Linked DNA regions of Homo sapiens: region 2 is linked to region 1. The links are chromatin contacts, found by Hi-C in ENCODE. All regions are on one chromosome and are shown on one strand. The core of a region is the stretch at or near the end of the contact, and the rest is flanking DNA. Distances in the headings are between cores, read along the strand shown. Region 1 holds the start of ALKBH5 (alkB homolog 5, RNA demethylase). Region 2 overlaps PRPSAP2 (phosphoribosyl pyrophosphate synthetase associated protein 2).

The links. Hi-C counts contacts between places; a loop is a spot of excess contacts on that map. Pooled maps may share reads with other maps.
Region 2: a map with no recorded cell type shows a loop between it and region 1 (8-fold over the local background). The contact joins the enhancer-like site here to the promoter of ALKBH5 in region 1. A Hi-C loop is called at or near these places in 3 of 37 single-sample maps with no recorded cell type and 6 of 50 pooled maps.

The regions. Positions count from the first base shown.
Region 1 is chr17:18,182,386-18,185,258 of GRCh38, reverse strand. ALKBH5 (alkB homolog 5, RNA demethylase) reads right to left here and starts at 1,431. Exons shown (of 4, transcript NM_017758.4): 1 at 246-1,431. The coding sequence starts at 1,015. RefSeq lists silencers at 554-705, 864-953, 1,034-1,333 and enhancers at 599-1,436, 1,544-1,783, 1,844-2,043.
Region 2 is chr17:18,920,707-18,923,609 of GRCh38, reverse strand. The region is part of intron 9 of PRPSAP2 (phosphoribosyl pyrophosphate synthetase associated protein 2); the gene reads right to left. Among named protein-coding and RNA genes, the nearest start is that of SLC5A10, 30 kb to the left of the region's middle. RefSeq lists an enhancer at 1,335-1,414. Within about 2 kb of position 1,414, at least 7 of the 41 ENCODE cell types and tissues checked have a DNase peak (open chromatin) inside an H3K27ac peak, as active enhancers do.

The DNA.
Region 1 (2,873 bases), core at 182-2,681:
TTCTCAGCCAAGTCAGTGATCCCGTCAAACCTGCCTTCGGGGACAGGATTTCCACATCGGTTCCCTATTTTCTTGCTATAGGTATCTTAAACACAAAACCCTTCTCTCGCTCCCTACAATCTACAAACAGAAGAACTGGTCAGAACTGTAAAAAACGCAGACTCCTACGGGCTGCTGCTTTCTGGGCCAGGGTGGGTAGCTAAGGCAGCAGGCGCAGGGCCGCCCCCTCCACCCGGGTGGGTTACCTGAGCACAGTCACGCTTCCCCTGCGCACCGGCAGGGAAAGCACTGGTTCCGACACCCGAATAGGCTTGAACTGGAACTTGCAGCCGAAGCACAGCGCAGAGTCGCTAAAGAAGGACACGGACACGATGGGGCGCTCGAAGATGTGGATGGGGTCCACGTGAGACACGATGCAGCCGCCGGGCTGGTAGTCGTTGATGACGGCGCTGTTGACGAAGCCCTCGGGGATGACGCGGTGCTCCACCAGCTTTTGGATCACCAGCTGGTGCACCCACTCGGGGATCTCGTCCACGTCGCCCGGCGGGTAGAGGCGCTCCTGGCCGGGCCCGCGCTTCTGCAGCTGGGCGCCGTAAGTGTAGCCTTCGCCGAAGAAGTACTTGTTGCGCAGTGGGGCCCGGTCCACCGTGTGCTCGTTGTACAGGCCCTTCTCAGCGCGGGACACCACCTCGTCAATGCGGGCCTCGATCTTGGCGCACTCGTCCTGGCTGAAGAGGCGCATCTGGCGGATGCCGCTCTTCACCTTGCGCGCCTCCTCCTCCTTCTGCAGCTGCTGCTCCTCATAGTCGCTGCGCTCGGGGTCCGAGTCCTCCTGATACTTGCGCTTGGCCCCGGACACAGGGTAAGGTTCGGCGGCAGCGGCGGCTGCGGCTGCGGCGGCTACGGCGGCTGCGGCAGCGGCGGCGGCCTCCCGGCTGCCCGCCTTATAGTTGTCCCGGGACGTCATGGACTTGAGCTTCTCACGCAGGTCCGTGTAGCCGCTGGCGGCCGCCATGGCCCCCACGACGCTGCTCTAGGGTCCTCCGGGGCGGGCGGGGCAGCCGGGCATGGCTCTAAGGGGACGCGCCCCGGGGCCCCCGGAGGGAGGGGGGTCCTTAGCGCCGAACCCCCATGCGTGAGTGGGGGACCCGGCGGGGGGCGTCGAGGGTCCGGGCGTGGGGTAGGGCCTCAGGAGCGGCGGGTCATGCAACGGTGGCGACAACGGGGCTTCTTCCTCCTCCACCTTCTCCACGTCCCGCGGGGCAGGGGCGCCGGCAGCGCCTCATGCCGCGGAGGGCTGCTGCGGAGACGCGGCCCGACTCCCGACCAGACCCTCGGACGCCCGGCCCGGCCCGCACTTTAAAGCTCTCCGCACGACGTCACGGGCAGCCAGCCCGACGTCCGCCAGCGCCGCTCCTTAGCGGGCTCCTCACCGCGCACGCGCAGTGCTGCCGGCCACCGCGGCTCCGCGCGCTACGGGCATGCGCGTGCGTGCAGGCCGGGTCGGCAGAGGCGCCGGCGCAAGCGCAGACAGGAACCGCTTGCCGTCCGCCGCCCCTCCCCCACTCTCTGAGGGGCTTCAAGGGAACGCTCTCAAATAGCAACCTGTCTTCACGCCGCGCCGCCTCCAGGACCGAAGGGCTCCCTCTACAGGGGTGCGCTCATATTGCCAACAGTGTCGCCGTGCCGCGTCACGGCATCGTCCGAACGCCCGCAGACGCCTCAACCCCAGGGCGCATTCACCAGGGAACCGCCACAACGTAGGCCGCTCCGTTACCTCCCCCTTTGGCGCTTCCACTTCTTTAATTGGGCCGTGGGCCACGCGCCGGGCAGGCCCTGACTGGAGTTTCCGGAAGTCGGTTGGTAATCATGCGTGTCAATCAGGCAGTCTCCTTAGCTACTGTGTCCGTCACTTAATTAGCGGCTGGGCGAGCAGCGAGGACCCCTAAAGGAGAAATGGGTGGTTAAATAAGTGCCTGAATGGAGACTCCACCTGAGTAAAGCCCTTAGAACGCCTAAGGAAACTTCTGAAACCCGCGAAAACTTCTCAGACTGCGGGACCTGCAGCACCCGGCCCCAGTTCTGAACCCAGATAGGAACGTCCGGCAGAAGCCAGACGCGCGTTGTCGGGGTACAAGCCAGCCTGCCGCCGCTGCCGCCGCCGCCCGGAGCGGACGTTTCACGAGTCACGTCCCGGTGACGGCGAGCGTGGGGGCGCGCTGGGGTTGGCGTCGAGCCTCCTTGGTGCTGGAGATGGGCGTGGGGGCACCTCCTACGGGGACTCTGGAAGAAAACTCCAGGAAACGAACGGGCGCAAGGCTAAGGCTAAGCTATAGATAATGACTACAGTCAATTCAAAAAAGTTTTGAAGCAGTCAGCAAAGGCGTTGCCGGGCGCGGGGCCTCACGCCTGTAATCCCAGCACTTTGCGAGGCCAAGGCGGGCGGATCACTTGAGCCCAGGAGTTTGAGACCAGCCTGGCCAACATGGCAACCCCATCTCTACAATAAAATTTTTAAAAATGAACTGGGCGTGGTGGCGCGCGCCTATGGTCCTAGCTACTCAGGAGGCTGAGGTGGGAGGATCCCTTGAGCCCAGGGGATTGAGGCTGCAGAGAGCCGAGCTGGCGCCACTGCACTCCGGCCTGGGCGACAGAGCTGCAAAACAAAACAAAAAGGCGTAGCCGTGCAGGATGCACTGGAGGGCTCCAACAAATGGGGGTCGGGGGGGATCTGCTGGAAAATCTCCCATGTCTCCCAGGATAAAGTTCCCCTGCTTTATTTGGCACTCAAAGCTTTTCTTCAAGACTCTTCTGGCCTTGGCTCCTCCTCTCCTCTCTTTCCATGTACACTGAGCCCCAGCCTGGTCCTCATC
Region 2 (2,903 bases), core at 165-2,664, 740 kb before region 1:
ATCAGAAAGGAAAAGTAAAACTATCTCTATTAGCAGATGACATGTTCCTACATATTGAAAATACCCAAGAATCCACAAATCCACCTACCAAAGCTAATAATATATGAATTCAGCCAAGTTGCCAAGTACAAAATCAACACACAAAATCAGCTGCTACACAGCAGCACTGAACAATCAAAAGAGGGAATTGAGAAAGCAATTCCACGCCAGGCGTGGTGGCTCACGCCTGTAATCCCAGCCCTTTGGGAGGCTGAGGCGGGCGGATCACGAGGTCAGGAGATCGGGACCTTCCTGGCTAACATGGTGAAACCCTGTCTCTACTAAAAATACAAAAAAAAAAAAAAAAAAAAAAATTAGCCAAGTGTGCTAGTGGGCGCCTGTAGTCCCAGCTACTTGGGAGGCTGAGGCAGGAGAATGGCGTGAACCTGAGATGTGGAGCTTGCAGTGAGCCGAGATCATGCCACTGCACTCTAGCCTGGGTGACAGAGCGAGACTCTGTCTCAAAAAATAAATAAATAAAAATAAATAAATAGATAAAAATAAAAAAGTAAAAAAAACCCCTACAGAATGGCAGAAAATATTTGCATATCATGTATCTGGTAAGAGTCTAGTATCCAAAATATATAAAGTAGGCTGGGCATGGTGGCTCATGCCTGTAATCCCAGTACTTTGGGAGGCCGAGGTGGACAGATTGCCTGCCTGAGTTCAGGAGTTTGAGACCAGCCTGAGCAACATGGCGAAACCCTGTCTCTATAAAAAAATACAAAAATTAGCAGGGCGTGGTGGTGCATGACAGTAGTCACAGCTACTTAGGGGGCTGAGGTGAGAGGATCACTTGGGCCCGGGAGGTCAAGGCTCCAGTGAGCCACGATTGCACCACTGCACTCCAGCCTGGGTGAGAGAGTGAGGCCCTGTCGCAAAAAAAAAAAAAAAAAAAAAAATTATATATATATATATGCGCCATATGCCAAAATATATAAAGAACTTTTATAATTCAACAAAAAAAGACAAACCTAGTTCAAAAATGGGCAAAGGATTTCAACAGATATTTCTCCAAAGAAGATATACAAATGAAGTCATTAGCCATTAGGGAAATGTTTATCAAAATCACAATGAGATGCCACTTTATGCCCACTGGGCTGGCTACAATAAAAAGTAGAAAATAAGTGTTGATGAGGATGTGGAGAAACTGAAATCTTTGTACATTACTGGTAGGAATATAAAATGGTGCAGCTGCTGTGAAAAAAGAGTCTGGCAGTTCCTCAAAAAGTTAAACATACACCAAGTGACGCAGCAATTCCGATACCAGGTATAGACCATGAGAAATGAATCATCTATCCACACAGAAAACTCATACATGAATATACAGAGCAGCATAGCCAAAAGTGGAAACAACCCAAATTCCTTTCAAATGCTGACAATGAAATATTATCCAGCCACCAAAAGCAATGAAGTACTGACAAGTGCTATCACATGGATGAACCTCAAAAACATGCTCAAAGAAAGAAGCCAGATACAAAAGCCCACATATTATATGATTCCGTTTATATGAAGTGTCCAGATTAGGCAAACATCCACAGAAACAGAAAAGAGGTAAGTGGTTGCCAGGGGCTGGGGGATGGGGGCATGGTGAAACTACTTAATGGGTGCAGGGTGTTCTTCCGGGGTAATGAGAAGTTTTGAAACTAGAAAGAAATGGTAACTGCACAAAACTGTGAATATACTGAAAGCCAGTAAATTTTATACTTTAAAATGGTTAATTCTATGTTATGTGACTTTGACTTCAATTTTCTTTTAAGGCAATGTCACAAAAAGAAAAAGTTAAAATACTGTTCTAGATTGGGACTTTTCAACTGCTGAGATCTTGGGCCAGACACGTTTATGCTGCAAGGGACCACCCTACGTACTGTGAGAAGTTTAGCAGCATGTTTGGCCTCTACTCACTAGATGCCAGTAGCCACCCCCTTGATTCTGACAATCAAAACTATCTCCAGACATTTCCAAATGACCTCTAGGAGACAATATCCACTCCCTAATTGAGAACCACTGCTCTAGATTGAAAGAGATGAAAGACATATGACAACCAGAGGCAATGTGTGACCCCAGGTGAGCATCAGGAGAGGGCAAAAAAGTGTAACAAAACAAAGCAAAGCAAGATAAATTCCAGAACTGAAGTGACTTTTTACATTTTCAACAGTCCTACTCCCAGGACACTTGACCTCAATGCCGGTGAAAAAGTATAATGAATCACCCTCTAGGAAATCAATTTGACAAAAAGCCTTATATTCATACCTTCTGACTCATTAATCTCACTTTTAGAAGCTTGAAATGAAATAAGCCAAAGTATGGGAAAAGTGTTTTATCCACATATATTTCCTGCCACATTATAAGGGCAAAGAACAGAAGAAAACATAAAAACCCCAAATTAGGCTGTGGTTGGGCAGTCTAAGCCACATTCATACGATGGGTTATTAGCCATAAAAATGCTGTTTACAAGAGGCTGAGGTGGACAAATCGCTTGAGCCTGGGAGGTCAAGGTTGCAGTGAGCCGTGATTGTCACTGCACTCCAGCCTGGGTGACAAAGTGAGACCCAGTCTCAAAGAAAAAAAAAAGAAATTGCTGTTTCCTGTCAAAGTTTCTGGTGACCTGAGATGACACGTCGGGCAGCTGGGAGAAGGAGGCAGCAACATGCACAATTATGTATGAAGCATGCATCGCAGCTTTATGAAAATAAGGGTGAAAAACCAAAAAGAGGCTCACCAAATTAAAGTGGTGTGTCTTTGAATAGTGGCATCAAGCACTAATTATTATTTTCTTCTAACTTTTATGGATAATATTTTCAAATATTATATATAGTGCTTATATTCTGAAAAAGTATTTTCATTGTTTTTTAGTAGGCATA